Regions from separate parts of the Homo sapiens genome. Here region 1 is linked to region 2. Evidence: read pairs that join two places in POLR2A ChIA-PET (ENCODE). Cell type or tissue: endothelial cell of umbilical vein. All regions are shown on one strand. Each heading gives the region's core, and the rest is flanking DNA. Links, peaks and the distances in the headings are about the cores only. Region 1 holds the start of PLCD4 (phospholipase C delta 4). Region 2 overlaps TTLL4 (tubulin tyrosine ligase like 4).

Evidence for each region. ChIA-PET counts read pairs that join two places held together with the same protein. Peaks named below come from ENCODE experiments on the same cell type or tissue, not always from the same donor. Only the 100,000 strongest peaks of a DNase experiment are listed, where the experiment ranks them.
Region 1: POLR2A ChIA-PET joins it to region 2 with 7 read pairs; 2 of 35 experiments call an interaction of 5 or more read pairs at or near these places.

Annotation. Positions count from the first base shown.
Region 1 is chr2:218,600,418-218,616,168 of GRCh38, reverse strand. PLCD4 (phospholipase C delta 4) reads right to left here and starts at 8,270. Exons shown (of 16, transcript NM_032726.4): 1 at 8,099-8,270; 2 at 408-462; 3 at 107-265. The coding sequence starts at 429. In endothelial cell of umbilical vein, for the core only: no CTCF peak of the experiment used is centred there; a DNase peak (open chromatin) is centred at 8,558; H3K4me3 peaks cover 323 bases.
Region 2 is chr2:218,728,805-218,744,555 of GRCh38, reverse strand. It overlaps TTLL4 (tubulin tyrosine ligase like 4), which reads right to left. Exons shown (of 20, transcript NM_014640.5): 3 at 5,393-6,977; 4 at 4,389-4,498; 5 at 3,972-4,035. The coding sequence starts at 6,879. Among named protein-coding and RNA genes, the nearest start is that of TTLL4, 26 kb to the right of the region's middle. In endothelial cell of umbilical vein, for the core only: no CTCF peak of the experiment used is centred there; no DNase peak of the experiment used is centred there.

The sequences.
Region 1 (15,751 bases), core at 7,138-9,637, 130 kb after region 2:
GGACAGCACAAACACACACTATCGTAGGACTTTGGTCCCTCCCCTGCCGGGCTCCTCAGGCCTCTATCCACCCATGTATCCACCCCCCACTATCCAGGTCACTCACAGCTGGGCTTGGCACTGCCCCTGGCCTGCCGTGCATGCCAGACTGTCATGCCGTCATTCTGAAGTCTGAAGTATCTTAGCTTCTTCCAGCTTTTGGACCTCACCTTGCGCATCGGCATGCCTTCCTGCATCAGCAGCAAGTCCTGATCAGTGGTCAGCTCTAGGTCAGGAAAAGCAGGGGTTAGGTAGCCAGCAGAGAGGGTAGCAGGCCCAGGGAGAGCTCTGGAACAGGGGTCCAACCTCCTTCCCTTCCCTGAGCTGTACACTAAGGCCTCTTCCCCTGCAGGGGCCCCGGCACTCACGGTCTTGCAGCAGGGACGCCATCACCCACTGTTCCACCAGCTGGCACCAGATCACCTAAAGGAGCAAGGAAGAGCAAAGGGCTCTGGGTGAATCTTGAAGATAGTCTGTAGCTGATTTTTGCTTCTAATTTTGAGTTTAGTGACTCTGACACTTTAGATAGGTTTAGAAACCTGCCTCAAATCACATAAGGATCAGAATTTAAACCAAGATATGTCTGATCCCAGAGCCTCTGCTATTTCCCATGGCTATCTTCAGAGAAGGGTAAACCAAAGATTCCGCCCAGCACCCCCTTCCTACCCAATAACCCACAGTCTACTAGTGCCACATTTTGCTCACTCCCCACCCTCTCATTATTAGGAACTAACATCTTGCTGGATGTCCCTTTCAGAAACTAGAATCTCTTCACACCCTAGCCTTCTCATTTCCAGGTGGAATCCTTTCAGCTTCCCTATTCTGGGAGTCCTCTCTATCTATGCTCCCACATAGACTGTCCAGCTCCTGAGGGGCTAGTGCAGACTTTCTTTTTCTTTTTCTTTTTTTTGATACGGAGTGTCGCTCTGTCACCCAGGCTGGAGTGCAGTGGTGCAATCTCAGCTCACTGCAACTCCCAGTTCAAGCGATTCTCCTGCCTCGGCCTCCCGAGTAGCTGGGACTACAGGCATGTGCCACCACACCCGGCTAATTTTTTGTATTTTTAGTACAGACAGGTTTTCACTGTGTTAGCCAGGATGGTCTCAATCTCCTGACCTCGTGATCCGCCCACCTCGGCCTCCCAAAGTGCTGGGATTACAGGCGTGAGCCACTGCACCCGGCCAGACTTTCTTTTTTCTCTTTAACAATACTTAGTTGTCTTCTTCTACCTTCACATGGTAAAGCATATTTTATACCTTTCCTTTATAGTTATTCTCACAGTTTTAATGGACCAAATAAGTTACACAAGTCTCAGAACTACATTTTCAAATTTTCTCTACCTACCAAAAAAGGGTACCTCTTTTAAGATATAGGCTGTTGGCTGGGTGCGGTGGCTCACGCCTGTAATCCCAGCAATTTGGGAGGCCGAGGCTGGCGGATCACCAGAGGTCAGGAGTTTGAGACCTGCCTGGCCAACATGGCAAAACCCCGTCTCACTAGTAATACAAAAAAATTAGCTGGGCATGGTGGCAAGCACCTGTAATCCCAGCTACTTGGGAGGCTGAGGCAGGAGAATCGCTTGAACCTGGGTGGCAGAGGTTGGCAGTGAGCCAAGATTGTGCCATGCACTCCAGCCTGGGCGACACAGCGAGACTCTGTCTCAATAAAAAGAGGAAAAAGGCTGGGCACGGTGGCTCACACCTGTAATCCCAGCACTTTGGGAGGCCGAGGTGGGTGGATCACGAGGTCAGGAGATTGAGACCATCCTGGCTAACACAGTGAAACCCTGTCTCTACTAAAAAAATACAAAAGGCTGGGCGCGGTGGCTCAAGCCTGTAATCCCAGCACTTTGGGAGGCCAAGGCGGGCGGACCATGAAGTCAGAAGTTCAAGACCAGCCTGGCCAACATAGTGAAACCCCGTCTCTACTAAAAATACAAAAAATTAGCCGGGTGTGGTTGTGTGCACCTGTAATCCCAGCTACTCAGGAGGCTGAGGCAGGAGAGTCGTGTGAACCTGGGAGGCAGAGGTTGCAGTGGGCCGAGATTACGCCATTGCACTCCAGCCTGGGCAACAGAGCGAGAGCAAGACTCCATCTCAAAAAAAAAAAAAGAAGAAGAAGAAGAAAAGATATATGCTGTGAAATATAGGACCTGGTTAAGTTGTCCTAGTAGCTGACAACAAACTTCCCTTGAAAAGGACTAGAAAATTTGATATGTGGCCACACTGATTCTAGCTATGCCCCTATAGAAATACTCAATTCTTGGCTGGGCACAGTGGCTCATGCTGTAATGCCAGCACTTTGAGAGGTTGAAGAGGGAGGATTGCTTGGGCCCAGGAGTTCGAGACCAGTGTGAGCAACATATTGAGACCTCCATCTCTACAAAGAATTTTTTTAAATTAGCCGAGTGTGGTAGTGTACACTTGTGGTCCCAGCTACTTGGGAGGCTGAGGTGGGAAGCTCACTTGAGCCCAGGAGGTTGAGGCTGCAGTAAGCTGAGATTACACCACTGAGCTCCAGCCTGGGTGACAGAGCAAGACTGTCTCAAAAAGCAAAAACAAAAAAACATTCTTGACCAGGTCGTGCTGAAACAGACAAATCTCATAAAACATAAAGCTCTATGCTTTTGTGTAAGCAAAGAACCTACATTTGAATAGAAGTATATTGTGAGTTTCTTTTTTTTAAAGGGTATCTCTACCTGAAAAATGTTATGTGCTTTTTTTTTTTTTTTTTTTTTGGAGACAGACTTTTGCTCTTATTACCCAGGCTGGAGTGCAATGGCACAATCTCGGCTCACTACAACCTCTACCTCCCGGGTTCAAGCGACTGTCCTGCCTCAGCCTCCTAAGTAGCTGGGATTACAGGCACCCATCACCACACCCAGCTAATTTTTGTATTTTTAATAGAGACAGGGTTTCACTATGTTGGCCAGGCTGGTCTCAAACACCTGACCTCAGGTGATCCACCCGCCTCGACCTCCCAAAGTGCCGGGATTACAGGCATGAGCCACCTCACCCAGCCATGTTCCTTAATTTAAAAGTTTAAAATTTTGACAGTGGTGCACATCTTAAAAGAACTTTAAAAATTTGTAGAGCAATCATTCAGTTAGTGTTCCATTAAAACATCATGCAGTTAGTTCAACTCCCTATATTTTACAGATGAAAAAGCAGAAGTCTAGAAATGTGATGCGACTTGCCTCAGGTCACACAGCCTATTAGTGCCCTACGTCTCTTTTGTGGGAAGACCCTATAAAGTCACCTAGTAGTGACTAAGCCTTCAGGGAGAATGTGGGGGGGTCACTGAAAATACAGCTTCCCTGAATACAAGACCTTGAGAAGACTTTCTTTTTTTTTGTTTTTGAGATGGAGTCTTGCTCTGTCGCCAGGCTGGAGTGCAATGGCACCATCTCAGCTCACTGCAACCTCTGCCTCCAAGGTTCAAGCAATTCTCCTGCCTCAGCCTCCTGAGTAGCTGGGATTACAGCTGTGAGCCACCACGCCTGGCTAATTTTTGTATTTTGAGTAGAGACGGAGTTTTGCCGTGTTGGCCAGGCTGGTCTCCAACTCCTGATCTCAGGTGATCCGCCCACCTTGGCCTCTCCAAGTGCTGTTACAGGCGTGAGCCACTCTGCCCCGCCTAGAGAAGCCTCTCTAAATGGGTAGTAATGTATAGGTATCCAGAGTGAGAGGGGAAGGTTGAGAAGAAGTCTGTCAGGAAACAATTTCAGGAAGAAAAGATTTTGCTGGCTTATGCTGAATGTGTGTGCCTGAAGGAGACCAGAAGAAACCTCTGGTTGGACGAAGGGACCCAAAGTGTTTCCTGAGAGCCAGAAAATCATCTCTGCTTTTCTGAGTGGGGATGCAGTTTGGAATCTGAGGCTTACAGAAGCTATGTGAAGACTGAAGTAGAAAGTAACAGACCTGGCCGAAGGCGGTGGCTCATGCCTGTAATCCCAGCACTTTGGGAGGCCGAGGCGGGTGGATCACAAAGTCAAGAGATCGAGACCATCCTGGACAACATGGTGAAACCCTGTCTCTACTAAAAATACAAAAATTAGCTGGGCATGGTGGCTACTAGGGAGGCTGAGGCAGGAGAATCGCTTGAACCCAGGAGGCAGAGGTTGCAATGAGCCAAGATCGCACCACTGCACTCTAACCTGGCGACAGAGCTAGACTCCATCTCAAAAAAAAGAAAAGAAAAGAAAAGAAAGCAACAGACCTCTCTTAGGTCTAGCAGGGTGTGGTGGCTCACGCCTGTAATCCCAGCACTTTGGGAGGCTGAGGCAGGTGGATCACTTGAGGTCAGGAGTTTGAGACAAGCCTCGCCAACATAGTGAAACCCCGTCTCTATTAAAAATACGAAAAGTAGCCGGCTGTGGTGGTGCACACCTGTAATCCCAGCTACTCGTGAGGCTGAGGCAGGAGAATCACTTGAAACCAGGAGGCAGAGGTTGCAGTGAGCCGAGATTGCACCATTACACTCCAGCCTGGGTGACGGAGTGAGACTCTCTCAAAAACAACAACAAAAATTTCTTAGGTCCTCAGACTCTAGGAGAGTGAATTGGCCTGGGGCTGAAGTCTAACCTCTTCTGCCAACATCCTGGCTTATCTCCTATCTGAATTTTAGCTCCCACCTCTGGGACACAGGGACTCTAGGATGTGGTGAACTTTAGGACTGCAAGAAGATTGCATTACCTTCCCTTACGCCTGTGTCCAGGAGCCTCACAATGATGTCCTGAAACATGGGAAGCCTGAGAACCGAGCCCAAGTGCCTGAACACCCTTACTTTGGAGACTCCCTCCTCTCAAACCTGCCTTAGAAAATTATTTTTTCCTCCTTTGTCCAATTCTTCTAACCCCAAAGCTTGGCTTTGTTCTTCCAATCCTTCTCCCATTCATGAATCACTATTTTAAATCTGTATTCACATGACTGACATGTGGTCATAAGAGGGCCAGTTTCAAATCAGGGAGCCATAGAAGGTCAGAGCTGGACTTCATTTTATAGAAAAGGAGCCCGAGGACTAGAAAGGTTAGGTGAAGTAAAAAGAATTAGTGCCAGAGTCATTTAATGAGTGACAGAACTGGAATTAGAACCAAGGTCTCTGGCCGGGCACGGTAGCTCACATCTGTAATCCCAGCACTTTGGGGGGCTGAGATGGGCAGATCATGTAAGGCCAGGAGTTCGAGACCAGCCTGACCGACATGGTGAAACCCCTTCTCTACTAAAAATACAAAAATTAGCTGGGAGTAGTGGTGCACACCTATAATCTCCGCTACTTGGGAGGCTGAGGCAGGAGAATTGCTTGAACCCAGGAGGCGGAGGCTGCAGTGAGCCGAGATGGCGCCATTGCACTGCAGCCTGGGCAACAAAAGCAAAACTCTGTCTTGGGCAGGAGGAAAAAAAAAAGAACCCAGGTCTCCATACAACCAGCTCAAGGATCTCACAATGACTCTGCTCTTGGAAAGGGCCTTCTCTAGAAAACAGTTGAAGCAAGGCTAGGAATCAATAAGGGACATTGGTATTTTGTCTCTCCTCTCCATCACTTTCTGTTCCCTCTGTACTCTGAATAGTCTTGCTTTTCTTTGGTCTCATTTTCTTTATTTCTATTTATTTATTTTTTTTTGAGACGGAGTGTCACTCTGTCGCCCAGGCTGGAGTGCAGTGGCATGATGTTGGCTCACTGCAACCTCCGCCTCCTGGGTTCAAGTGATTCTCCTGCCTCAGCCTCCCAAGTAGCTGGGATTACAGGTGTGTGCCACCACGCCTGGCTAATTTTTTTTATTTTTAGTAGAGACGGGGTTTCACTATGTTGGCCAGGCTGGTCTCAAACTCCTGACCTCAGATGATCCACCCGCCTCAGCCTCCCTAAGTGCTGGGGTTACAGGGGTGAGCCACCATGCCCAGCCTCTTTCATCTCATTTTCTTTCCTTTCCCTATCCCATGCCTGACCTGGTCCTTTTCCTTTCTTCCCAGTTCACTATAAAAAAAATTTTTTTTAAATTATTATTTGTTTTGTATGGAGATGGGGTCTCCCTGTGTAGCCCTAGTTTTAAACTCCTGGCCTCAAGCAATCCTCCTGCCTGGGCTTCCCAAAGTGCTGGGATTACAGGCGTGAGCCATCATGCCCAGCCCCATCCCCACCTCTCTCTCTCTCTTAATCCTCTGTCTTCCTGTTTGCTCACCTAGGTCAGTCTCTCCTCTTCTCTTCCTTCTCCTCATCCCTTCTCCCCATCACCTCTTCCAGTTGGTTCCCTCTTTTGACTCCACTAATTCGCAATGGCTCTGAGTCTCATCTCCTTTGAGAATTTTGAGACTGTGGTCCAGAAGGGAGGACACTTGGGTTCAGAACTCAGTAGCATGCGTGTCCCTCTGCTCAGCCTCACTTTTCTCTGTATCCTAGGAGATTGACCAAACAAACTGCCCAGACAATGTGAGTTAGAACCTAGGTATTCTAGGTCTTGCTGTTTCCTCTGGTGTCTAATGGTAGAATGGGAAGGATGCCCACAGCTGATGCAGGTGCAATGAGAAGAGAAGGAACAAAGGGTTTGGGAGTGAGGGCACTGGGAAAAACACAGAGGATGACATCTGATAATAAGAAAGGTTGGTCTTAAATATTAACTCATAGACACATATATGGAGATCTTCAATGATATGGTAATTACCTCTCTAATACAGATACGAAAATAGGGACACAAAATGAGATGGGAAGTAGCCCAGAGCTGCAGAGCGCAATTTGGTCCTCAATTTCTAAGAGACTTCATGTCACCTAGAGATGGACTTTGGCAGAGTTACCAATGGCACCAAGGAGATTACAGTGGGATTCAGGGTGTCTCAGGTCTCTCTGAGGGGCAAGAAAGAAGAGAATCATTTTGTCTACTCCCTTGCTTCTGAGAAGGATTATGCCTAACCTGGTTCATATAGAGGACAAATTGGCTCTGGTCACAGGTCACAGAATGTTGGAGCTTGAAGGTTCTTTTTTTTTTTTTTTTTGAGACAGAGTCTCGCTGTCGCCCAGGCTGGAGTGCAGTGGTGCGATCTTGGCTCACTGCAGGCTCCGCCCCCCGGGGTTCACGCTATTCTCCTGCCTCAGCCTCCCGAGTAGCTGGGACTACAGGCACCCGCCACCCACCTCGCCCGGCTAATTTTTTGTATTTTCAGTAGAGACGGGGTTTCACCATGTTAGCCAGGATGGTCTCAATCTCCTGACCTCGTGATCCACCCGCCTCGGCCTCCCAAAGTGCTGGGATTACAGGTGTGAGCCACCGCGCCCGGCCAGTTCTTTTATAACACATCTAATCCAGACATTCCCAGCTACATCAATAGCCTCTGGAATGTCTTGAAATTGAGATCCTTAGCCCTACCCAAAAATCTACCAGATCAGAGTTACCCAGGGTGGGGCTCAATAATATATTTATTTTTAACAAGTACACTTGGTACACAGGCAAGTCTGGGAAACCCTAAACTCTCTCGTATCACAGATCTGGAAGTTGTGGCTCCAGGTCCCGTAGCTAGTTAATGGCACAGGCAGAACTAGAAGTAGGTTTTCTTACCAACGTAGCACTCTGGTGCACTAAGAAACTGCTCTGGCCCATGGAATAGGCAAAGAACAAGTTCTTTAGAGAACTTTCTAAGGGACTTTCATAACTCTCTCTATTACCAGGGATCTCTGATTCCCCATGGTTCTTGGCCAACCCCTATTTTGCAACCCTCAACAAACTGTTAATGAATCTATGCTAAAGCTTAGCTACTCCAATTTTTTCTTCCCTTATTGGGGGTGGAGTTCACCTCAGGAGTGGCTAGGGTTGGCACTTCTGGCCCTGCATAAGCTAAGAGGTACCTCATATAAAGGGCGACTGACACAGCCAGGAGGAAAGCTGTAAGGATAAAGGAGGATAAGCTAGAGAGAACCAGGAGGTGGGAGCCCTGTAGAGCTGTTGGGATGAGGAAAGGAGTCTAGGGTACAATTTAATCAGGGTGGATAAGCATCTAGAGGGCAGAGGTAGGGACTCAGGGAAGACAGAGCTTAGAGCAGAGGGTAGTCAGAGCTTCCAGATCCTTACCGTGGGCAGGAGAGCAGAATAGCAGTCCTGTGTTTCCTGTGTCTGTGAGCTGTGCCTCCCGAGCTCTGCGATGCTGTGGGATCAGGAAGCCCAGCCTGGCTCCTTTTCTCTTTTGCTCCCCTTGCACTGGCTTGTTTCCTCCCCTCTTCTACAGCAGCTGGCTGCTGTGACTGGCAAGTTATAGCCGGAGGGAAGCAGTAAGAAGGGGAGAGGTGTGAGCTCTCTCCAGTCCAGCCCATCCAACTCTTAAAGGCCCAGGACACTGGTCAATGTGAGGGAGTAGTGGGGGTGGGGTGGGGAGAGAAGGATTAAGGGCAGCACATCTCCAGGGAGGAGCCTGGCTGCCCTTCATCTTGATGCCAGCCCTCATTGACCCCAATCCCGCAGTAGCTCTCAAAGTGAAGGGAGTGTCCTCAGTTGCAGTGCTCTGTGAATCACTGCTTTTCATTCTGGTTCCTGCATGTAATACGGCTGTTTTTGCCCTTATTTAATCTGGCTCCTTTCCATAGTGTCTGTTTCCACTGGCCTGCTCCTGTATCTCTGAATCCTGCCTGCAGGGCACTCACTGTAGCTCCGTCCCACAGGAAAAGAAAGAAATAAGATGGGAAAAGAGGAAGACGAGGAGAAGGGGAGGACAGGAATGATGATAGAATGTAGAGGGACAGATAGGTTAGAATCTATGTATATTTTAGGCACTCATTAAATATTGAAAGAATGCATAGATGAACGTGTGAAACAGCTCATTTTTTTTTAAACATCCATTCGTTCCTCCTACAAGCATCTGTTCAGCACCTCTGGGTTATAAGTCATAGCCCTCAGAATGGAGGTAGCACCTTCAGGACATACATGCATGTTTATAAAGATGTGTGCAGAGATGAAGCATAGGCTCAGAGGGGAACTGTGTGAAATGGTGTAATTTTAAGTGTGCTGACGTCTGGCTGCCTATCATGGTTTCCACAAGCATCCCTCAACTGCCTAATATTTTACCATTAGTGATTATAGCTACATTTTTTAGTCCCATTAAAATAAAATCCTCCTAAGTGATTACTATAAAAGTCAGGATAGTGGTTACTGTTGGGAGGGGGAGGAATTGTGGTGAGATGGGACACAGAGGGGGCTTCTGGCATAGCTAGCTAAACTCTATTTCTAGTTCTAAGTGCTAACAAGGGTCTTCACTTAATAATTTATTAAGCTATACATTCTCTTGATATATTTTCTATATGTGTTTTTAAATTTATTTTTTTAGGTCTCATTTAAAATATCATATATCTGTGTTAACTTTTGAAGGCTTAATGATTTTAAATATACATATATGTATATGTATATGTGTGTGTGTGTATATATATATATATATATATTTTTTTTTTTTTTTTTTTTTTTTTTTGAGATAAGAGTCTCGCTGTTGCCCAGGCTGGAGTGCAATGGCGTGATCTTGGCTTACTGCAACCTCTACCTCCCGGGTTCAAGCAATTCTCCTGTCTCAGCCTCCTGAGTAGCTGGGATTACAGGTGCATGCCACCACCCCCAGCTACTTTTTTTTGTATTTTAGTAGAGACGGGGTTTCACCGTGTTGCCCAGGCTGGTCTTGAGCTCCTGAGCTCAGGCAATCCACCTGCCTTGGCCTCCCAAAGTGCTAGGATTACAGGCGTAAGCCACTGCACCCAGCCGATTATAAATAATTTTTTAAAAATTCAATCCTAAGGTCAAAGTAGATTTTAAATAATTTATACCTAGGTTGGGTTGTCTATATTCTTTACTGAGAGCAGGTTTTGATAGAAGAGTAGTAGTATGAAGGAAGGGGACACATTAGGAGGGAGGCCATTCATGGGGAACAGGAAGATTGGGGGGCATCGTAGTTTAAACTGTGCTGATTTCAGATTTGACTTAATAGAGGCCCTGTTTTACATGCTTGTCTTGCTCTCCCATTTCTACTTCCCCAACATGGCCAGCTTATTTTTCCAAGCCTCACCTTCACAGTCCACACTCCTCTTCTATACCCCCAGATTATATACCATCTTTCTGAGTCACTATTTGCATCAATTTAATGCTGCCCAACCTCCTTCCCTCTTGGGTAATCTGTGAGGGGTGTTATCACTCATAGTGGATTTTCTGGGAGAGTCTAGATCTCAAATATTCTGTTTCAATGTTCCCATGAATACAACAGTATTCTTCAGCCCATATGTTCTGATTTTTGGGGCAGGGACTTGGAGACTTTCACAAGGTTAGTATGGTTCCAGAGTGCCAAGGCATGCCCACTGCAGGACTCTCATGAAACAGAGGGAGGGAGCAGACAGACAGGGCCCCCTGGGCACAGTAAATGTCCATCTGGTATGGTTATTCCTATTTCCACCATGATCCTGGCTGCCCCTTCCCCCACTGTTGTCTATTATTAACAGATCCAGAAACCTGATCAGGGCAGTAGCAGCAGAGGGACTTTCTGGGAACCATGCCCAGGAAAAGCCTAGAAGCCCTAAACTGAAATGAAGCAGCAGCTGGCAAAGAGGAAGACCTAAACATGGTACTCTCGCCCTGCCACCCAGGCCTGCCTAGACCTTCTTCCTGACATCCAGAGCAGATGCCACCCAATTAAATGTCTCCGCTTGTCAGGACACTCAGGCTGGAAAGTCTGAGATCAGTTCCCCAGACTATCGAACCAAACTACTCAAACTTCTGAAATAAAGCCCAACTCCTTCCTGATCAAAAATGCAACTCAAAACAGTAAATTCCATTTAAAAATCATCAACATAAGGCCAGGCACAGTGGCTCACACCTGTAATTCCAGCACTTTGGGAGGCCGAGGTAGGAGGATTGCTTGAGTACAGAAGTTTCAGACCAGCCAGGGCAACATAGCAAGACTCTGTCTCTTAAAAAAAAAAAAATCAGGGCCGGGCACGGTGGCTCACGCCTGTAATCCCAGAACTTTAGGAGGCCGAGGTGGGCAGATCACGAGGTCAGGAGTTTGAGACCAGCCTGACCAACATGGTGAAACCCGATCTCAACTAAAAATATAAAAATTAGCCAGGCATGGTGGCACGTGCCTGTAATCCCAGCTACTCAGGAGGAGGCTGAGGCAGGAGAATCGCTTGAACCCAGGAGGCAAAGGTTGCAGTGAGCCGAGATCGCAACACTGCACTCCAGCCTGGGTGACAGAGCGAGACTCTGTCTCAAAAAAAATAAAAATAAAAATAAAAATAAAAAAATAAAAGGACTGGGCGCGGTGGCTCATGCCTATAATCCCAGCACTTCGGGAGGCCGAAGCAGGTGGATCACTTGAAGTCAGGAGTTCGAGACCAGCCTGGTGCCTGGTCAACATGGTGAAACCTGGTCTCTACTAAAAATACAAAAATTAGCCAAGCATGGTGGTACATGCCTGTAATCCCAGCGACTCAGGAGGCTGAGGCAGGATCATTGTTTGAACCTGGGAGGCGGAGGTTGCAGTGAGCTGAGACGGTGCCATTGCACTCCAGCCTGGGTGGGTGACAGAGCGAGACTGTGTCTCAAAAAAAAAAAAAAAAATCAATATGAGACCACCTGTAGAATTAAAAGCCAGGATATATAACTTCAAAAGACCAGAGAATATACATATGTGTGTGTGTGTATATATATATATATATATGTGTGTGTGTGTGTGTGTGTGTGTGTGTGTGTGTGTGTGTATGGTCAGTCCTCCATTCTAACAAAATTTAAAAGCAGAGTCCCAGTTCTGCTATTCAATTCTTTAAGTGGGCGTGGGGAGTGGGCAACAAGGTGGTATTAAAAACCCCAGAGAACAAGATGATGGAAAGTAGAATAAAAAATACAAATAGTATTTTACACCAAGAAATAAAACTTTCAGAAAAGGTCACAAAACAAAATATAAGTATGTGCTACTGGTAAGAGTCATGTCTACAGGCCGGGCACGCTGGCTCATGCCTGTAATCCCAACACTTTGGGAGGCCAAGGCAGGCAGATCACTTGAGGCCAGGAGTTCGAGACTAGCCTGGCCAGCATTGTGAAACTCCATCCTACTAAAAATTAAAAAAACAGCCGGGCATCGTGGTGCATCCCTGTAAGGCCAGCTACTCTGGAGGCTGAGGCAGGAGAATCACTTGAACACAGGAGGCAGAGGTTGCAGTGAGCCAAGTTCACGCCATTGCCACTGCACTCCAGCCTGGGTGACAGAGCAAGACTTCGCCTTAAAAAAAAAAAAAAGTCACATCTACAAAAAGGTGTTACTAAAAAAAAAAAGAAAAGGCCAGGCGCGGTGGTTCACGCCCATAATCCCAATACTTTGGGAGGCCAAGGCGGGTGGATCACTTGAGGTCAGGAGTTCGAGACCAGCCTAACCAACATGGAGAAACCCTGTCTCTACTAATAAATATAAAAAATTAGCCGGGCGTGGTGGCACATGCCTCTAATCACAGCTACTCAGGAGGCTGAGGCAGAAGAATCGTTTGAACTTGGGAGGCGGAGGTTGCGGTGAGCCGAGATCGCGCCATTGCACTCCAGCCTAGGCAACAAGAGTGAAACTCTGTCTCAGGAAAAAGAAAAAAAAAAGAAAAAAGTTCCAGCCTGGGCAACATAGCAAGACCTTGGCTCTACAAAAAAGTAAACACTCTCTTTTAGTCCCAGCTACTTGGGAGACTGAGATGGAAGGATCACTTGAGCCCAGGAGTTAGAGGCTGCAGTGAGCCACGATCATGCTACTGCCCTCAAGCCTGGGTGACAGAGTAGGATTCTGTCTCAAAAAATAAAATAAAAGTTGAAAGTCAAAGGAAAGTGGCTGTGTGTGATGGCTCACTTACGCCTGTAATCCCAGCACTTTGGGAGGCTGAGGTGGGCGGATCATGTAAGGCCAGGAGTTTGAGACCAGCCAGGCCAACACGGTGAAACCCCCAGCTCTACAAAAAATAAAAAAATTAGCCGAACGTGGTGGCACATGCCTGTAATCACAGATACTCGGGAGGCTGAGGCACAAGAATTGCTTGAGGCCGGGCATGGTGGCTCACGCCTGTAATCCCCGTACTTTGGGAGGCCAAGTGGATCACGAGGTCAGGAGTTTGAGACCAGCCTGGCCAACATGGAAAACCTCCCCCTCCATCTCTACCAAAAATACAAAATTAGCTGGGAGTGGTGGCGCATGCCTGTAATCCCAGCTACTCAGGAGGCTGAGGCTGGAGAATCGCTTGAACCCAGGAGGTGGAGGTTGCGGTTAGCCAAGATCACGCCATTGCACTCCAGCCTGGGCAACAAGAGCAAAACTCTGTCTCAAAAAAAAAAAAAAAAAAAAAAAGAATTGCTTGAATTCGGGAGGCAGAGGTTGCAGTGAGCTGAGATCATGCCACTGCAGATCAGCCTGTGTGACAGAGCAAGACTCTCTCTCAAAAAAAAAAAGAAAGTTAAAGGAAGAACTCCAATTTTCTTCTTAAGATTGCCTTGGCCGTGCACGGTGGCTCATGCCTATAATCGCAGCACTTTGGAAGCCCAGGAGTTTGAGACCAGCCTGGGCACATAGTAAGATTTTGTCTCTACAAAAAATAAAAATATGGCCAAGGGCAGTGGCTCACGCCTGTAATCCCAGCACTTTGAGAGGCCGAGGTGGGTGGATTACGAGGTCAGCAGTTCAAGACCAGCTTGGCCAAGATGGTGAAACCCTGTCTCTACTAAAAATACAACAAAAAAAATTAGCCAGGCATGGTGGCGGACACCTGTAATCCCAGCTACTCGGGAGACTGAGGCAGAGAATTCTTGAACCCGGGAGGTGGAGTTTGCAGTGAGCTGAGATTGTGCCACTGCACTCCAGCCTGGGCAACAGAGCAAGACTCCGTCTCAAAATAAATAAATATAAAAAAAAAATAAAAATATTAGCTGAGTGTGGTGGCGCACATCTACAGTCCCAGCTACTTGGGAGACTGAGGTGGAAGGATTGTTTGAGCCCAGGAGAGTGAGGCTGCCATGAGCCATGATCACTCCACTGCACTCCAACATGGGTGACAGAGACCCTGTCTCAAAAACAAAACAAAAAAAATATCCTCGGCTCTTCGGGCAAAATTTTAGAATCAGCTTACTAATTTTCAGAAAAATAAACCTGGTGGGATTTTACTTAGAACTGAGTTTAACAAGCAGATCAATTTGAGAGAATTGGCATCCTCATAGTATTTTTGTTTTCCAATCCATGGAGATGATATATCCTTCAATTATATAGCTTTTTAATTTCTCTCCACAATGTTTCATTGTTTTCAATGTAAAGGTTCTACACACTATTTGATATATCTATTTCTAGCTACTTGATTTCTTATGCTTTATAAACTATTTTTGAAATTTTACTTTCTATTTATTGTTGTATATGAAAACATATAATTGACTTTTTATTTTTTTTTGTGAGACAAAGTCTCACTCTGTTGACCAAGCTGGAGTGCAGTGGCGAGATCTCGGCTCACTGCAACCTCCACCTCCTGGGTTCAAGCGATTCTTCTGCTTCAGCCTCCCAAGTGGCTGGGACTACAGGCACATGCCACCATGCCCAGCTAATTTTTGTATTTTTAGTAGAGACGGGGTTTCACTATTTTGGCCAGGCTGGTCTTGAACTCCTGACCTTGTGATCCTCCCGCCTTGGCCTCCCAAAGTGCTGGGATTACAGGCTTGAGCCACCGTGCCCGGCCATATTTGACTTTTTTTTTTTTTTTTTTTGTATATTGACCTTATAGTCTGTGACCTTGCTAAATTCACTTATTATTATTATTTTTGAGATGGAGTCTTGCTCTGTTGCCCAGGCTGGAGTGCGGTGGCGTGATCTTGGCTCACTGCAACCTCTGCCTCCCGGGTTCAAGCCTGCTTCAGCCTCCTGAGTACCTGGGATTACAGGCATGTGCCACCACGCCCGGCTAATTTTTGTATTTTTAGTAGAGATGGGATTTCACCATGTTGGTCAGGCTGGTCTTGAACTCCTGACCTCGTGATCTGCCCACCTCGGCTTCCCAGAGTTCTGGGATTACAGGCGTGAGCCACCGCGCCCGGCCTCACTTATTACTTTTTAGGGGTTTGTAGGTTATTTCAGGTTATCTATGTACACAGTCATGTTACCAAATACCAAGGGTTTTTTTCTTTTCCTTTAAAATCTTTTTTTTTACTGGCTGATAAATGGAGGTGTGATTGATAGTGGACAAATGTGTTTAATTCCTTGTCTCATAAATAATATAGTATTTTATTGAGAGGTTTACGGTAGAGTTTTTGTTGATACTTTTTTTTTCCTTTTTTTTTTTTTTGAGACAGTCTCACTCTGTCACCTAGGCTAGAGCGCAGTGGCACAATCTCGGCTCACTGCAACCTCCACCTCCCAGGTTCAAGCGATTCTCCTGACTCAGCCACCCGAGTAGCTGAGGTTACAGGCACCTGCCACCACGCCTGGCTAATTTTTGTATTTTTAGTAGATCTGGGGTTTCACCATGTTGGCCAGGCTGGTCTCAAACTCCTCAGGTGATCTGCCTGCCTTGGCCTCCCAAAGTGTTGGGATTACAGGCGTGAGCCACTGCGCCCGGCCTGTAGACCTCTTGTCTGTATCTATCTAGATGATTGTGTGACTTTTCTCCTTTTATGTTGATATATGAATTGCATTGTATTTTTTTTGAGATAGAGTCTCACTCTTACATAGGCTGGAGTGCAGTGGCACAATTT
Region 2 (15,751 bases), core at 6,252-8,751:
TTTGGAAGTGATTTGTGACACTGTAATTTTATGTAACAGTATGGGAACACAGATATGGATGTGATGAAGAGATGTGGCTGATGTGGGACAGTGGGCCATGGGGGTCCCTACTGTTAATCCAACAAGGGCTTGGCCAAGGCTGTCTCAAGGGGTGTCAACATAGCAAACATATCAACTACCTGTCAGGTACAAGCTGAGAGACCAAGATCATTCCTTTAACTAGCACTGAAAAATGGAGAAAATAGCTATTACTCTTTACAACTTAGATAATATAATCCACGAATATTATTATAACATTAATTTTTAGTTTAAAAAAGTCACTTTACCTGTTATTATTTTCAGCACAACAGAAATAGGCACTGTATGTGAAACACTTCAGTGTTTTAACTCTTAAAGATTTTTAATGAATTTTATGGAATCAAGTTAAATACTAATTCCCAATGAAAAATTCTAATTAATTCAACTCTATTCCTCATTTTCAAACTTTTTCTTCAAAGGCTTTTGGTTTACTGAGTATGAGAATTTAAGATTGTTGAAAGTCAATAAGAATGAGTTAAAATTTAAAAACAAAGATAGAGGCCGGGTGCAGTGGCTCATGCCTGTAATCCCAGCACTTTGGGAGGCTGAGGCAGGCGGATCACCCGAGGTTGGGAGTTGGAGACCAGCCTGACCAACATGGGGAAACCCCGTCTCTACTAAAAATACAAAATTAGCCAGGCATGGTGGCGCATGCCTGTAGTCCCAGCTACTCGGGAGGCTGAGTCAGGAGAATTGCTTGAACCCAGGAGGCAGAAGTTGCAATGAGCCAAGATCACGCCATTGCACTCCGGCCTGGGTAACAAGAGCAAAACTCCATCTCAAAAAAACAAAAACAAAACAAAACAAAAAAGATAGAAACGTAAAATGGTACAGCCACTCTGGAAAACAATTTTGGCAGTTTCTTAAAAAAACTAAACATGTAACCACCATACAACCTAGCAATTGCACTCCTGGGCATTTATCCCAGAGAGATGAAGACTTCCATTGACAGAAAAATATGTACATGATTATTTATAGCAGCTTTATTCATAACAGCCAAAACCTGAAAACAACCCAAATATCCTTCAACAGGTGTACGGTTAAACAAACTGTGGTACATCCATACCACAGAACACTATCCAGCAATAAAAAAGAATGAGAACTATTAATACATGCAACAACCCCGGTCAGTCTCCAAAGAATATGCTGAATGAAAAAACGTCAATGTCAAAAGGTGACATACTGCTGTGATTCTATCTGTGTAACATTCTTGAAATGACAAAAAGGAGAACTAGTGGTTGCCAGGGGGTTAAGGAGGGGATGGGAGAGTAAGGGTAGGAGGAGGAGGAATTCCTACAGTGATGACAACGTTCTGTATCTTGTTTTTTTTTTTGAGACAGAGTCTTGCTCTTGTCACCCAGGCTGGGGTGCAGTGGCACGATACCGGCTCACTGCAACCTCTGCCTCCCAGGTTCATGTGATTCTCCTGCCTCAGCCTCCCGAGTAGCTGGGATTATAGGCGCCCACCATCACGCCCAGCTAATTTTTGTATTTTTAGTAAAATATGTTGTATTTTAGTAAAACATGGGGTTTCACCATGTTGGCCAGGCTGGTCTCAAACTCCTGACTTCAACTCATCTACCTGCCTCAGCCTCCCAAAGTGCTGGGGTTACAGGCGTGAGCTACTGCACCCGGCAAGATGTTCTATATCTTGACTCTAACAATGTTAACAACATCCCAAGTGTACTATATTGTACTTCTGCAAGATGTTACCCAATGGGGGAAACTGAGTAGACAGTACAGGGGACCTCTCTGCATTCTTTCTTACAACTGCATGTGAAATCTATAATTATCTCAATATCACAAGCTTAATTTAAAAAACAAACAAAAAACCCTTGTGAGTTGTCTCACAAGAATCCTGAACTTCTCCTCAAGAGACCTGGCTTCTAGTCTAGCCATGCTAGAAACTATGACCTTGGAACAGCTGCTTCACTTCTCTGGTCCTCAATATTTACACTGGACTTGATGGCTTCCATCTCTAAAATTACATGATTCTTAGAGCACAACAACAGGAAATGCAATGAAAGTACTGCTGTGTAAAGAAACAGGTAGTGTTTCCAATGATTTTTCTGTTTTTCAGTGGTTGCCAAATTTTCCATAATATACAAATGTTTCATAATAGAGAAAAAATAAGATTTTAGCAATCCAAAAGTATTTTACTCATCTTTAAAATGCAAAGTGGTTTGGAATTCATCTATCTCCATTTTTGGTCAGGTGCAATGGCTCAGACCACTAATCTCAGTGCTTTGGGAGGCTAAAGCAAGAGGATTACTTGAGGCCAGAGTTCAAGACAAGCCTGGGTAATATAATGAGACCTTCCCCCACAACTCTACAAAAAAAATTTTTTTTAATTAGCTGGGTGTGGTGGGTGGTCCTGTAGTCCCAGCTGCTCAGGAGGCTGAGGCAGGAGTATTGCTTGAGCCCAGGAGTTCGAGGTTACAGTAAGCTATGATGGATCCACTGCACTCTAGCCTGGGCAACAGAGCAAGACTCTGACTCTAAAAAATAAAAATATATATTTCCATTTTCTTGAAAATTATGTTTAAGCCTCATATAGAGAAAAAGTTATGTGCAATTTGTAGAAGTTAATTAATTAATGAGCAAATGATTAACAAACACCTTTTGTGAATTTTATCTTATATATCAGGAAGGCTAAAGGGTTGTGTAGCAGTCCTGAAGTAGGCCCTTAAGTGTAAAAAAGGTAGGACTCCAAATCAATTACATGTCAAATATCTTTCTCCTATGAAGAGTGGAGGTACTTAATCAATATCCAATATATATAACCTGAAGTAGTTCTGCTTTTCTGGAAGGAGGATGGGTTGGGCTGAAAGTGACAATTTATGCATCAGACTCAGGGTGCCCGTGATGGGATTTCTATCCACCTTCACAGAGAATCCCAGTTCTCGCTCCCACTTTCCAAACAGCTCTGTCTCCACCTTGCAGGTTAGGGGCTCTAAAATTGGTGTGCTGCTGCCACACCATAACATTTCACAGAGATGCAGCCTGTCTTGTCCATGCTAAACGAGGCAGAGAAGGCTCACTTTCTTCTTAGCTTCATCTAAGGCAGGGTTGATGCAAAGAAAAACAACCCGACTCTGGGTGCTCCATATATTGGTCAAGCCCAGTGATATACAGGTTTTAATTAAAAGTTAGGGCCAGGTGCAGTGGCTCAGCCCTATAATCCGAGCACTTTGGGAGGCCAACGATTACAGGTGTGTGCCACCATACCCAGCTAATTGTTTCCATTTTTAGTAGAGATGGGGTTTCACCACGTTAGCCAGCCTGGTCTCTAACTCCTGGCCTCAAGTGATCCACCCATCTTAGTCTCCCAAAGTGTTAGGATTACAGGCATAAGCCACTGCGCCCAGCCCATTATACTGTTGTTGTTGTTGTTGTTTTGTTTTTGAGACAAAGTCTTGCTCCATCACCCAGGCTGGAGTGCAGCAGCGCGATCTCAGCTCACTGCAACCTCCACTTCCCAGGTTCAAGTGATTCTCGTGCCTCAGCCTCCCGAGCAGCTGGGATTACAGGTGTGCACCACCATACCTTGCTAATTTTTATATTTTTAGTAGAGACAGGGTTTTGCCATGTTGGCTTGGCTAGTCTCGAACTCCTGACCTCAGGAGATCCGCCTGCCTCAGCTTCCAAAGTGCTGGGGTTACAGGTGTGAGCCACTGCGCCTGGCCCATGATACTGTTTTTAAGCCCCACAGATGAGATGTGCTTCTGGCCCCCCATTACTCCCTGTTCAAAAACTAAAGTCGCAAACATAAAAATTTGGTAAAAATGCATTAGAGTTCTCCAGGCCATTAATGACTTGAGTGGTTTATCTCTTTATAATCTTTAAGAGACAAAAGATGAGCATGTAACAATGATCTATACAGCCACACTTACCTAGAGATCATGGCCACCGATTCGCTGGGGGAGACAGCACTTAATGAGGAGCACTCTGAGTCTCCTAGAGGAAGGAAGAACAGAGAAATTCTGACTAGAAGAGGCTGCAGCACAAACTTACCAAGCCTAGGCAACTCTTCCTTGAATATCCTGGGCTCAACCCTTCTTGGGGAGCCACAAGCACCACCCCGCTGCTTTGCACTGCCTTCCTCAACAGAAGCAGCGGGAAGGTAAGACCAGTGGGACAGGAGGACTAGAGACCCAAGTCCTCTAGAAGGCACTACCCCCACTTAAGACCCCCAAAGCAAATGACTGATGTAGGTAATGTGAGTCAAGGACCTAGTACACAATTGTCAGCCCCCTGCCCAACAGGTCATAACCAACTCCTAGTTGGAAGTGAAAGGGTTTCCTACTCACCCTCCTCCTCTTCATTCTCATCACGGCTACAACAGTCTTCCAAACCATCTACTAGTTCTTCTTCTGTATCTTCAGTCTCAGCCTGATCTGGCTGGAGGTCAGTAGCTGAACTAAAAGAAAGAATCATGCCCCCAGCCTAGTCAACTCCATCAAAGAGGTCACAGTTAGATTCTCATTCCTTCATCATCTCCCAGTATTTGCCCCTTCTCCATTACCAATCTGCTACTTCTTGCCTGGACCTCACAACTCATTTCTTTTGTCTTCAAAGCTTAGGTCTAGGCATAGCTCCTCAACCTTACATCTCCCATTCTGCAAAGAGGCACTATGTTTTCCATTTTCTTTGGTGTCCCTCATAGCATATAAGTACAACATTCTACATCTAAAAAACCATCAATGGATATCTGGTAATTGACTTGAAATGTCCCTAGGCCACTCTCTGGGAACTCAGAAAAAGGCCTTAGTGGACCAAGTTCCCAGGAAAATAACAAAACACAACAGAAGGAGCCAACTATGTGTGTGCCCTAACTATAAATGGCTGTCATGCCAAGAATGACTGAGAACCTCATTTGGTTTGGAAAAAGTAGGAAAGTCACAGGCTTCAACATTTGGTGCTCACAATTCTTATTTCTCTCCTGGTTTTTACTTAAAATAGGGGTTGGCGAACTCTTTCTCTAAAGGACCAGAGAGTAAATATTTTTGTTTGCAGGCCAGTCGGTTTATCACAACTACTCAGCTCTACCATCGTAACAAGAAAGCAGCCACAGACAACTGCAAATGAATGGACAAGGCTGCATTCCAACAAAACTTTATTTACAAAAGCAGGCAACAAGCAAGATTTGGTCTGCAAGCTATAGTTTCCCAACCCTTGCCCTGAAGTGAAAACCAAAAATTCTAGGGCAGCTAAAAAATAAAACCAACCTTCAGAGGTACAGGGTCGGTGCCACCCCAAATTATGGTATATACATTCTACTGCTCTAAATGAACCAAAAACATTGCCAACATACCTAATATCCCTATCAGATGAGTCCAGCTCCCTGGCCTCCTCAGGTCTCTCCTTCTCAGACTGGCCCAGCTGGATGGAAGAGAGGCGGGTGGCCACGTTGGCTATGCCAAGAGTTTGAGGAAAAGGGGGACCTGGAGCTTTGCCTTCTCCAAATGCTGAGGAGTCAATTACAGATTCACAGGCAGGGTTGTGATTGAGCCCACTGGCATGTGAGGCAAGGAGGTGAATGCTGATACGCTTGGTACAGAAGACTGTATTGTCCAACCCCAAGGTATCTGAGGCACCAGGGAGGACCCGCCTGACCGATCCAGCATCCTCCTGAGGAAACTGCTGATTTACCGCAGGAGGTTTCCACCGCCTGCTCCTGTTGAGGACATTCCACTGGAAGCTGGGGTTCAGGAAACTAGACTGTTCAAGCTGGCAGCCTTGCCTCGGCATCTTCTCAAAGCCTCTTGCGGTCAATTTCCTCACGGCCTCAGTGAACCGAATCTCCTTAGTTGGATCCTGGGAATCAGAGCTGTCATCCAGAGCACAGGAAAGTGGCTCTGCCCTCATGGCTAAGTTATTCCGGTTATACCAGGAAGAGGCAACACTGGTGGTGGATGTGTCGTGGGAGCTAGCGGTAGACAAGGCGATATGGGCACTGGCATCAGCTGGGACAGTGCCAATGCTTTTGGGCACCTTATGGTCAACAGGCTGCGGTGCACAGTCTCCAGTACCCCCTGAATGATGCCAGGAGACAGGCTGGATCTTGGGTGGCGATACTGGCTTCAGGCCCTGTGTGGTCTGCAATAAAGGCACTGGCGTGCTATTTGGCCACATGAAGGAATTATTATTCAGCATGGGCTTATAGGAGGAAGAGAGTGGAGATGGGATCTTCCCTGAGATGGCAGAGGCCAGGCTCTTCCCTGAAGGGTTTTCCCCAGCCGCTGCCAAGCAGAGGTATGGTTCTGTGGATGAGGAGGCCATGGGCTGGGCCATGGAGAAGACCATGGAAGAAGTGGCCTTGTTGGCAGTGAGACTGACAGGGAGGCTCTTTTGAGGGAGAGAAAAAGGGCTTTTTTCTGACGGGCTCGAACGCAAGCAGAAAGACTCCAGTTGCTGGTACGGTTTTTGCCTATAGCTGGAGCGGCGGTATAGCAGGGTGCTGTTGAACAAGTCCGGGAGAGAGTGTAGGTAACAGGAACTGCTGTGGCCTGCAATGACAGCCGTGGTCCCAGAGCTACATAAAGTGCTGGGGCAAAAGAAATATGCTGGCTGGGGTGGGACGCCCAAGAGGCCTGGGCCCAACCCTGCTGACAGTGTCTCCACTTGCTTCTTTTCCAGCTTCCAGATTGGCTTCACTTGCTGATGGGCCTGAGGCCAGACTCTGCCCTCCGAGGGTTTCTCAGGTGGCGTGGCAGGTACTGTGCCTGAGGGACCACTCTGCTTGAAGCTGTTTTTCTGGCGGAGGCCAATACTATAGTGCTGTGTTCCTGCTGAGGCCATGAGGGGCCCACATCATGGCCACACGGTCTCATGGCCTTGCTGAGGTAAGGTGCCACACACCTCCGGTAGTAGCAGCTGCATCCTTGAAGTCTGTCAGTCTGAAGTGGAGAGAAATGATAGGAAATGTTACAGTGCCAGGAGAACGGACACCATGCTACAGTGGTCCTCAGGTAAGCAGTACAGTCCCACTTCAGCATTTTTGGGCAACCAGTCTTGGTCGTCATTTGGGGCACTGGGAGAAGAACACCAGATTTCCAGGGAGTTTTCAATGATCTTCCTACTGCCCTCATAGGATCAAAGCTGGCTTCATTACGGACTAAAACACTGAGGTGCCACCACCACTGTGAAGCTGCTTATGAGTCCCCACTCTGTCACTCAGAAAGCTTTCCTCTCTCTCCAACAAAAAATACATCTTTCTGTCTCACCGCCCACAACTTTCCATGAGGGGCTACCTTCCCTCACCCAAAACCAGTGTGGCTAGGAATAAAGCAAATCTGAAGTGAGAGAGAGGACTCAGTATCTTCCTTCTCATAAATCAATTCTGAAAGATTAAAGATTATTTGAGTCCAGGTGAGGCAGCTCACACCTGTAATCCCAGCTTGAGCCCAGGAGTTCAAGACCAACCTGCCCAACATGGCAAAACCCCGTCACTACCAAAAATTAGCTAGGCATTGTGGCGTGCACCTGAAGTCCCAGCTACTGGGGAGGCTGAGGTGGGAGGATCGCTTGAGCCTGGGAGGCAGAGGTTGCAGTGAGCTGAGCTGGTGTCACTGTACTCCAGCATGGGCAACAGAGTGAGACCCCATCTCAGAAAAAAAAAAAAAAAAGACGATCTGAAAAACTCATTTTACATCTACTGCTCCCTAAATCAACTCAGCTGCCTCTGATTTAGTCTGCTTTTCATGGTTAAATAGGACAAGTTCAGACAGGAGAAGAGAATTCCCTTGCTGATCCCGGAGTTTATTCTGGAGCTGAGACAGCAATTTCATCTCTGCTAACTATACAGATTTAAATTCCATCCTGTGTGTTGGTGGGAAAAAGAAGAAAGGAAATTGAACTAAACACCAGCATTATTTTTACTTAAAGTGACTTTATTTCCAGCAGCCATACTGGGACAGGAGAGTTCAGGGAGTAAGAAGAGGACAGAAGCTTTCTTTACTCCAAAGCCCAGGCTTAAGTTTGGGCTGATCTCAGGGAGGAAGAGCCTGTCTCTTTTGCATCTTCTCAATCAGTGTTTCCTTTAATACAAAACCTGTAAGCCAGCCTTCTGGGTCTCAAACTGTTCAGCATGGTCACTTACTTTCTAAATCAAATTCACAAAATATTCTCCAGTAAGGAAAGGTGGGCCTGCTTTCATGGCAGCATCTGGGGGAAATAACAAAAACTGTAAAAAGTCATTCGTGGCCAGGTGCAATGGCTCACACCTGTAATCCCAGCACTTTAGGAGGCTGAGGCAGGCAGATCACTTGAGCTCAGGAGTTTGAGACCATACTGGGCAACATCGCAAAACCCCGTCTCTACAAAAAATACAAAAATCAGCCAGGTATGGTGGCGCATGCCTGTGGTCCCAGCTACCTGGGAAGCTGAGGTATGAAAAACGCTTGAGCATGGAAGGTGGAAGTTGCAGCAAACCAAGATAGCACCACTGCTCTCCAGCCTGGGTGACAGAGTGAGACCCTGTCTCACAAAAAAAAAAAAAAAAAAAAAAAGGCTGGGCACGGTGGCTACATCTGTAATCCCAGCACTTTGGGAGGCCAAGGCAGGTGGATCACGAGGTCAGGAGTTCAAGACCAGCCTGGCCAGCATGGTGAAACGCTCTCTACTAAAAATACAAAAATTAGCCATGCACGGAGGAGGGTGCCTGTAATCCCAGCTACTTGGGAGCCTGAGGCAGGAGAATCGCTTGACCTCGGGAGGCGGAGGTTGCAGTGAGCCGAGATCGCGCCATCGCACTCCAGCCTGGGTGACAGAGTGAGACTCTGTCTCAAAAAAAAAAAAAGGAGTCATTTGTCTGGGATAATTCTGAATGGAATCCTGACATTCTCATCAAGTGTGTTTTCAGAGTAGCTAGAGGGAAGGAATTTGCAGAGAGGTTTTGTTTTGTTTTGAGGGTCTTGCTCTGTCACCCAAACTGGAATGCAGTGGCACAAACATGGCTCACTGCAGCCTCAGACTCCTGGACTCAAATGATCCTCCCCCTTCAGCCTCCCAAATAGCTGGGACCACAGGCATGCATCACCACACACAGTTGATTTTTTTAAATTTTTTTATTAAGATAGGGAGTGGCGGTATCTCACTATGCTGCCCAGGCTGGTCTCGACTCCTGGCCTCAAGCGATCCTCCTCTCTCAGCCTCCCAATAAACTGGGATTACAAGCCTGAGCCACTGAACCCAGCCCTAGGAGAGATGGTTTTTTCGCTTAAGTTATATTTAAAATGCAAAAATGGGGAGAGTACCTTGTATTCTGATTAACAGTGTAATGGCCAAGGAAGAACTAAGATTCCTGTCTACAGCCACGAATGAATACCACCAACAAACACTGCAGAAGCCATGGGATATCGCCCTCTTTACCTGCAAAGGCTGACCTACATGGACTCTTTCTCAAGGGGAGTACAAAAAATCACAATGCAGCACTGCCAATATTCAAAATGATAATGAGCTAAAAACAGCATAAATGCTAAAACTGGATTTTGAGGCCAGTCACCTCAAAATGAGGTTACAGAAAATGGACCACCACACAAATCCAAACTATGGAAATACCGTGCTTGGAACAATTACAGCGTGTGTTTGTGGTAGAGAAGCATAGAGACAAAGGGAAAAGTCAAATCCTGCCATTCACTTTACGAGACTACAAGCACGCATGCATGTGTATTAAGTACACTCAAAATAATTCATAATCCCGTCACTTAATCCTCTTTCGGGAAGCCACATTTTCCCCACCAATGCAACACAACAGACATACCAAAGTGGTAGGAGAATGCCTAGGGAAATGAAAACTCAGGCTGGTCCCCCTGAAAAACAGCCCCACTATTGATTCCCACGTGCATCATGCTAGCTCAGCTCTTCATTCCCTTACAAGTGCTGTTCCTGGAGCCCTTTCTTCTTCTTCACCCAACTTAAAAAATCAGCTGCAACATGACCTAGGCAGTCTTCCCTGACTCCTGAGTTTGAACAGGATGCCTCACCTCTGCGCATGCCACCATCACTGCTCACAGAACATTAGCTTCAACAATGAACTAACTCATCACACTAGGAGCAAGGAGCACATTCTCCTCCAGCTGATGTCCCCAACACAGTGACTGATACACAGGAAGTGCTCAATATTCTGTTGAGTAAACAAACTGGAAAAGCACAGTAAATGAAGGGGAAACAAACTTGAATACTAGTTTGGGCACCTAATGAATGTCTGGTACCATGCTAGGCATTTTATCCATATTATCTCATTTAATCCTAAAAAAAACCTTACATTCAGTTTACTGATGATGAATCCAAGACTCAGAAAAGTTAAGTAACTTTCCTATAATTAAATAACCAATAAGTAGCAGTGCCTAGATTAAAACTCAAATCTGTCTGAGTCTACAATGCCTATTAAACAGAATGAAACACATATTTAGACTCCATCCCCTCCATTATCTTTAATCTTTAGGTACCAGACAAAAGCCAGGTTGGAAACACTCCTCCATGTTTATACCAAGGCCCTTTGTGGAAAGTCCCTAAAAGCACATCACTGACTTCTCATCAACACCACAGCCAATCCCACTCTCCCTTGTAGCCACAGGCACTCACTGCACAACACTTCCTTTTGCACACACATTGCTCAATGTTTGCCTTGCTACATCCCACCACATGAACCCTCAGTGCCAAGCACATGAACACAAATAGCCCAACACCCAGCTGGCTTGGCTTTTAATCCAAAAGAGGAAGAGGGAGGACAAGGATACATGCCTACCCTCCTCAGAAGCTGCAGGTGGCCTGCTCCCAGACAAAGTGTTAAACAACACACCTGGGCAGGTACTAGAGTAGAGTGGATTCTCTTCTCTCTAAGGTATTCCAGATCTCATATCTCTGCAATGGTCATTTCCCACTTCTTGTCTCCTCTCATAGTCCCTATATGGTTTGCATTTGTGTCCCCACCAAATCTCATGTTGAGTTGTAATCCCCAATGTTGGAGGAGGTGACTGGATCATGGAGGCGGATTTCCCCCTTGCTGTTCTCATGATAGTGAGTTCTCATGAGATCTGGTTGTTTAAAAGTGTGTAGCACCACCCTGCTTTCTCTCTCTCCTGCTCTGGCCATGTGAAGACGTGCCTGCTTCCCCTTCCGCCACAACTGAATGTTTCCTGAGGCCTCCGCAGCCATGCTACCCATACAGCCTGCAGAACCATGAGCCAATTAAACCTCTTTTCTTTATAAATCACCCAGTCTCAGGTATTTCTTTATAGCAGTACGAGAACGAACTAATACAGTCCCCATGATGTGTAGTATAGCAAGTTGGATAAGGGCCACTGTCTTCCTAAAGAAATATGTCTGGACTCAAGGGCCAAGCAGGTGAGAGGATGTTTCTGTAACTCTCTTTCTGGGAAATAGCTCCAAAGTTAGTAAGAGATATCCAAGGTTGGATAAGATGGCTGTGTTAGGAATTACCAAGCAAAGACAAATTTGTTGCATCAGATACTCTGCAGAGAGTAACTTCAAGAATGCCAAGTAAACAGTATCACTCACGACAGTATCACATACAAATGCTCCAACCTAGTTTCAGTGTTTGAGGTTCAGAAGTAGTGTCACGTTAAGACAGGGAAATGATGGTTGCTAAAAACAACTTCCTTCCTTCTCCTTATAGAGATTCCTGATGAGATCAAAACCTCAAATGGTTGGGAGGCAGAGGCCTAACTAAAGCATTCAGGCAGCTTGGGTCCCAGACCCCCAATCACTGCCACAGGTCATCTTTTCCCGCATCCTGCCCACTGCCCTACAGGAATGCAAGTGACAAACTTTAAAAAGCTTCTGAAGACCCAAAATCTAAGAAGTGAAGGAAGTGAGAACCTTGTTTTAAAAGCTAACATAGTGAGTTCTGCCATAAAGTCAAAGTCCAGAGAGGCAAATAATGTCTGGCACCCAGACCCTACCGACAGCACATACTCGAAGGGCAATTTTCAGCAAAGTCATCAAGCCCATTCCCTGTGATATACTCTGCCCTCCTACGATGACACCTGGAAGACCTTTCTCCCAGTGTCCCTTATATTTCTAAGTGTACTGTGATAATGCACACTTTGTGTATATGTGCGCCTCTAGGATCCAAAAGGCAGACTGCTCATCTCCCAGGAAGTATTTTAGGAAGAAACATCAAAAGAAAGACAACAGGAGAAAAGGTATTTACATATGTAGAAGGCTATGTACTGGCTACTACTGGAAGCCCATTTCAAAAACTCCCAACTTAAACAAATCTAAACTTATAAAGAGTAATTGCTGACTATGTAAATTATAAAGGATTAACTACATATTTATACTACTTAAAGATAGCTCAAGACATTCATACTTACTCTCTGTTACTAAGTCCAAAGGATCTACCATCAGCTGACCCTCCAATCAGCAGCTTGCAAGGAACTTACTTTAGGGGCCAATAAATTGACCTCACCTGAAAAATGATATTTTGAATAATCTAACATTTTATGGAGCAATGATCTAATGTGTTTCTTGTTCCTACACAGGATCCCTAGGGAACAGGAGGGCTTAAGGGGCAAACAGGGTATAAACACTAAGCTATAGCAGGCAGAGTTCAAGTTTAGAAGAAAACAAGCCTATTTCTGTAGCTAAATTCCTCAATCTAGGTCCTCCTCACAGCCAGGCTGCATGAGCAGCTACGGCCTTGTGGTGACTCATGACAATCAGAGCACTGATCAGTAGTGAATCACATGCAACTCTGAAACCGCACAGCTGGAATGTTCAGGGAAAGACAAGAGAAAGGAAGTACCATACCCCGACTGAAGTTGTGGGAGGTGAAGTTTAAAAATTCGCATAAAGCACACAAAAAGCACAGTGGCTCCCAGTAAACGTTTGCAGCAAGGTAGTTACAACTCTCATTCTCACTGGCACCAAATGATCTATCTCCCCTCTGCCCCTTCATAAGCTGTGATGAAGGCAGAAAAATACAAGGAATAGGCAACAATTATTCCACTACAAAACTTCAGCGAGGACAAGCAATGTTCTTTTGTAAAACAGAACCGTCTTGTTATTTGGGAGCTTTTGTGAAATTTTTTTTTTTTTTGGAAACAGAGTCTCACTCTGTTGCCCACGCTGGAGTGTAGTGGTACAATCTTGGCTCACTGCAACCTCTGCCTCCCGGGTTCAAGTGATTCTCCTGCCTCAGCCTTCCAAGTAGCTGGGATTACAGGCACCCGCCACGACGCCTGGCTAATTTTTGTATTTTTAGTAGAGATGGGGTTTCACTATGTTGACTAGGCTGGCCTCGAACTCCTGACCTCAAGTGATCCACCCACCTCGGCCTCTCAAAGTGCTGGGATTACAGGTGTGAGCCACCGTGCCCAGCCAATTCTTTTTTTTTTTTTAGACAAGGTCTCCCTCTGTCACCAAGGCTGGAGTGCAGCGGTGTAGTCATAACTCACTGCAGCCTAGGACTCCTGGGCTCAAACCATCTGCCCACCTCAGTCTCCTGAGTAGCTAGGACTACCAGTATACACCACCATGCCTAGCTAATTTTTTACTTTATTTTATTTTTATAGCAATAGAGTTCCACTATGTTGCCCAGGCTGGTCTCAAACTCTGTCCTCAAATGATCCTCCTGCCTTGGCCTCCCAAAGCTCTGGGATTATAGGCATGAGCCACCACACCCGGCATGGTGGTGCACACCTGTAACAGATAGTATTTTAAATACTATCTGTTAATAAAAGCAGCCAGAGCTCCTTGAAAAATGGCTGATTCCAAGGTTGGGGCAGGGAGAGCAGGAGATGGGAATGGAATATTTTGTGCTGCCAAAAAGTAAGGAAGTGGTCAAAATTTGATAGAGACATGTCAAAAGACCATAGATACAGCTAACATCATACTTAATAGTCAATTATGAGATGCTTTTCCTCTGAGATTAGGAATAAGACAAGGATGTCCACTCTCTCCATTTCTTTTTTATTTTATTTATTTATTTATTTATTTACTTTGAGACAGCGTCTCGCTCTGTTGCCCAGGCTGGAGTGCAGTGGCATGATCTCAGCTCACTGCAACCTCCCCCTCCCAGGTTCAAGTGGTTGTTCTGCCTCAGCCTCCCGAGTAGCTGGGGCTACAGGCACGCGCCACCACACCCAGCTAATTTTTTTTCTTTTTTTTTTTTTTTTTTTTTTTTTTTTTTTTTTTTTTGGATTTTTAGTAAAGATGGGGTTTCACCATATTGGCCAGGCTGGTCTCAAACTCCTGACCTCGTGATCTGCCCACCTCGGCCTCCCAAAGTACTGGGATTACAGGCATGAGCCACCATGCCTAACCTCCATTTCTATTAGACCCTATACTAGAAATTCTAAGCAGTTTGACATGGCAAGAAAAAGAAATCAAAGATACACAGATTGGAAAGGAAGAAGTAAAACTGTCATTATTTGTAGGACATATGATCTTGTACATAGAAAATCCTGGCTGGGCACATTGGCTCACGCCTGTAATCCCAATACTTTAGGAAGATGAAATAGAAGGATCACTTAAGACCATGAGTTTGAGAACAGCCTGAGCAATATAGGGAGACATTATCTCTACAAAAAATTTTAAAAATTAGCACAAGCCTGTAGTCCCAGCTACTGAGGAGGCTGAAGTGGGAGGATCACTTGAGCCTGGGAGGTCGAAGCTGCAATGTGCCATGATCACACCACTGAACTTCAGCCTGGGTGACAGAATAAGATCCTGTTTTTTTTTTTTTTGTTTTTTTTTTTTTTAAAAAGAGAGAGAAAAGAAAATCCTAAAACATTTATCAAATAAAAAATCCTACTAGAACTAATAACCAAGTTTAGTAAGGTCACAGAATACACAATCAATACACGAAAGTTAGTTTTAGTTCTACATACTAGCAACAAACAAACAACATGTAAAAATGAAATACACAATTCCATTCACAACAGCACCAAAAAGAATAAAGTATCTAAGAATAGGGACTTCTGGTTCCAAAATGGCAGTGTAGAAGCAAGCTGGCTTCACTCTTCCTCACAGAAAACCAAACACAAATACACAGCACCAAGATTATCACCAGTAAAATCCCAGAACTCAAGTATGAAGAGGAGACCGTTCCTGGGACCACAGAGAAGGGAAAAAATTCTGACAAGGTGGTAAGAAAACTGGACTTCCACATCTGCAGCATCCCCTCCCTCAATCTTCCTGGGACCAAGGACATAGAAAACCTGCCCCCAACTCACAATTTCTAAAGTGGAAAAAGTGATATCAAGATAGACAACCAGGTTGGGCGCAGTGGCTCACGTCTGTAATCCCAGCACTTTGGGAGGCCGAGGCAGACGGATCACCTGAGGCCAGGAGTTCGAGACCAGCCTGGCCAACATGGCGAAACCCCGTCTCTACTAAAAATATAAAAAATTAACCGGGCATGGTGGTGGGCATCCATAATCCCAGCTACTTGGGAGGCTGAGGCAGGAGCATCTCTTGAACCTGGGAGGTGGAGGCTACAGTGAGCCGAGATCATGCCATTGCATTCCAGCCTGGGCAACAAGAACAAAACTATGCCCCCCCCCGCCAAAAAAAAAAAAAAAAAAAATAGACCACCAGCTTCCCTGTCCATGCCTCAACCCACAGAAAGCATCAAGAGTGCCTGAAGAGAGAAACATCCCTAAAGACAGACAGAAACAAAGCAAGGTGGGACTACCATATTCAG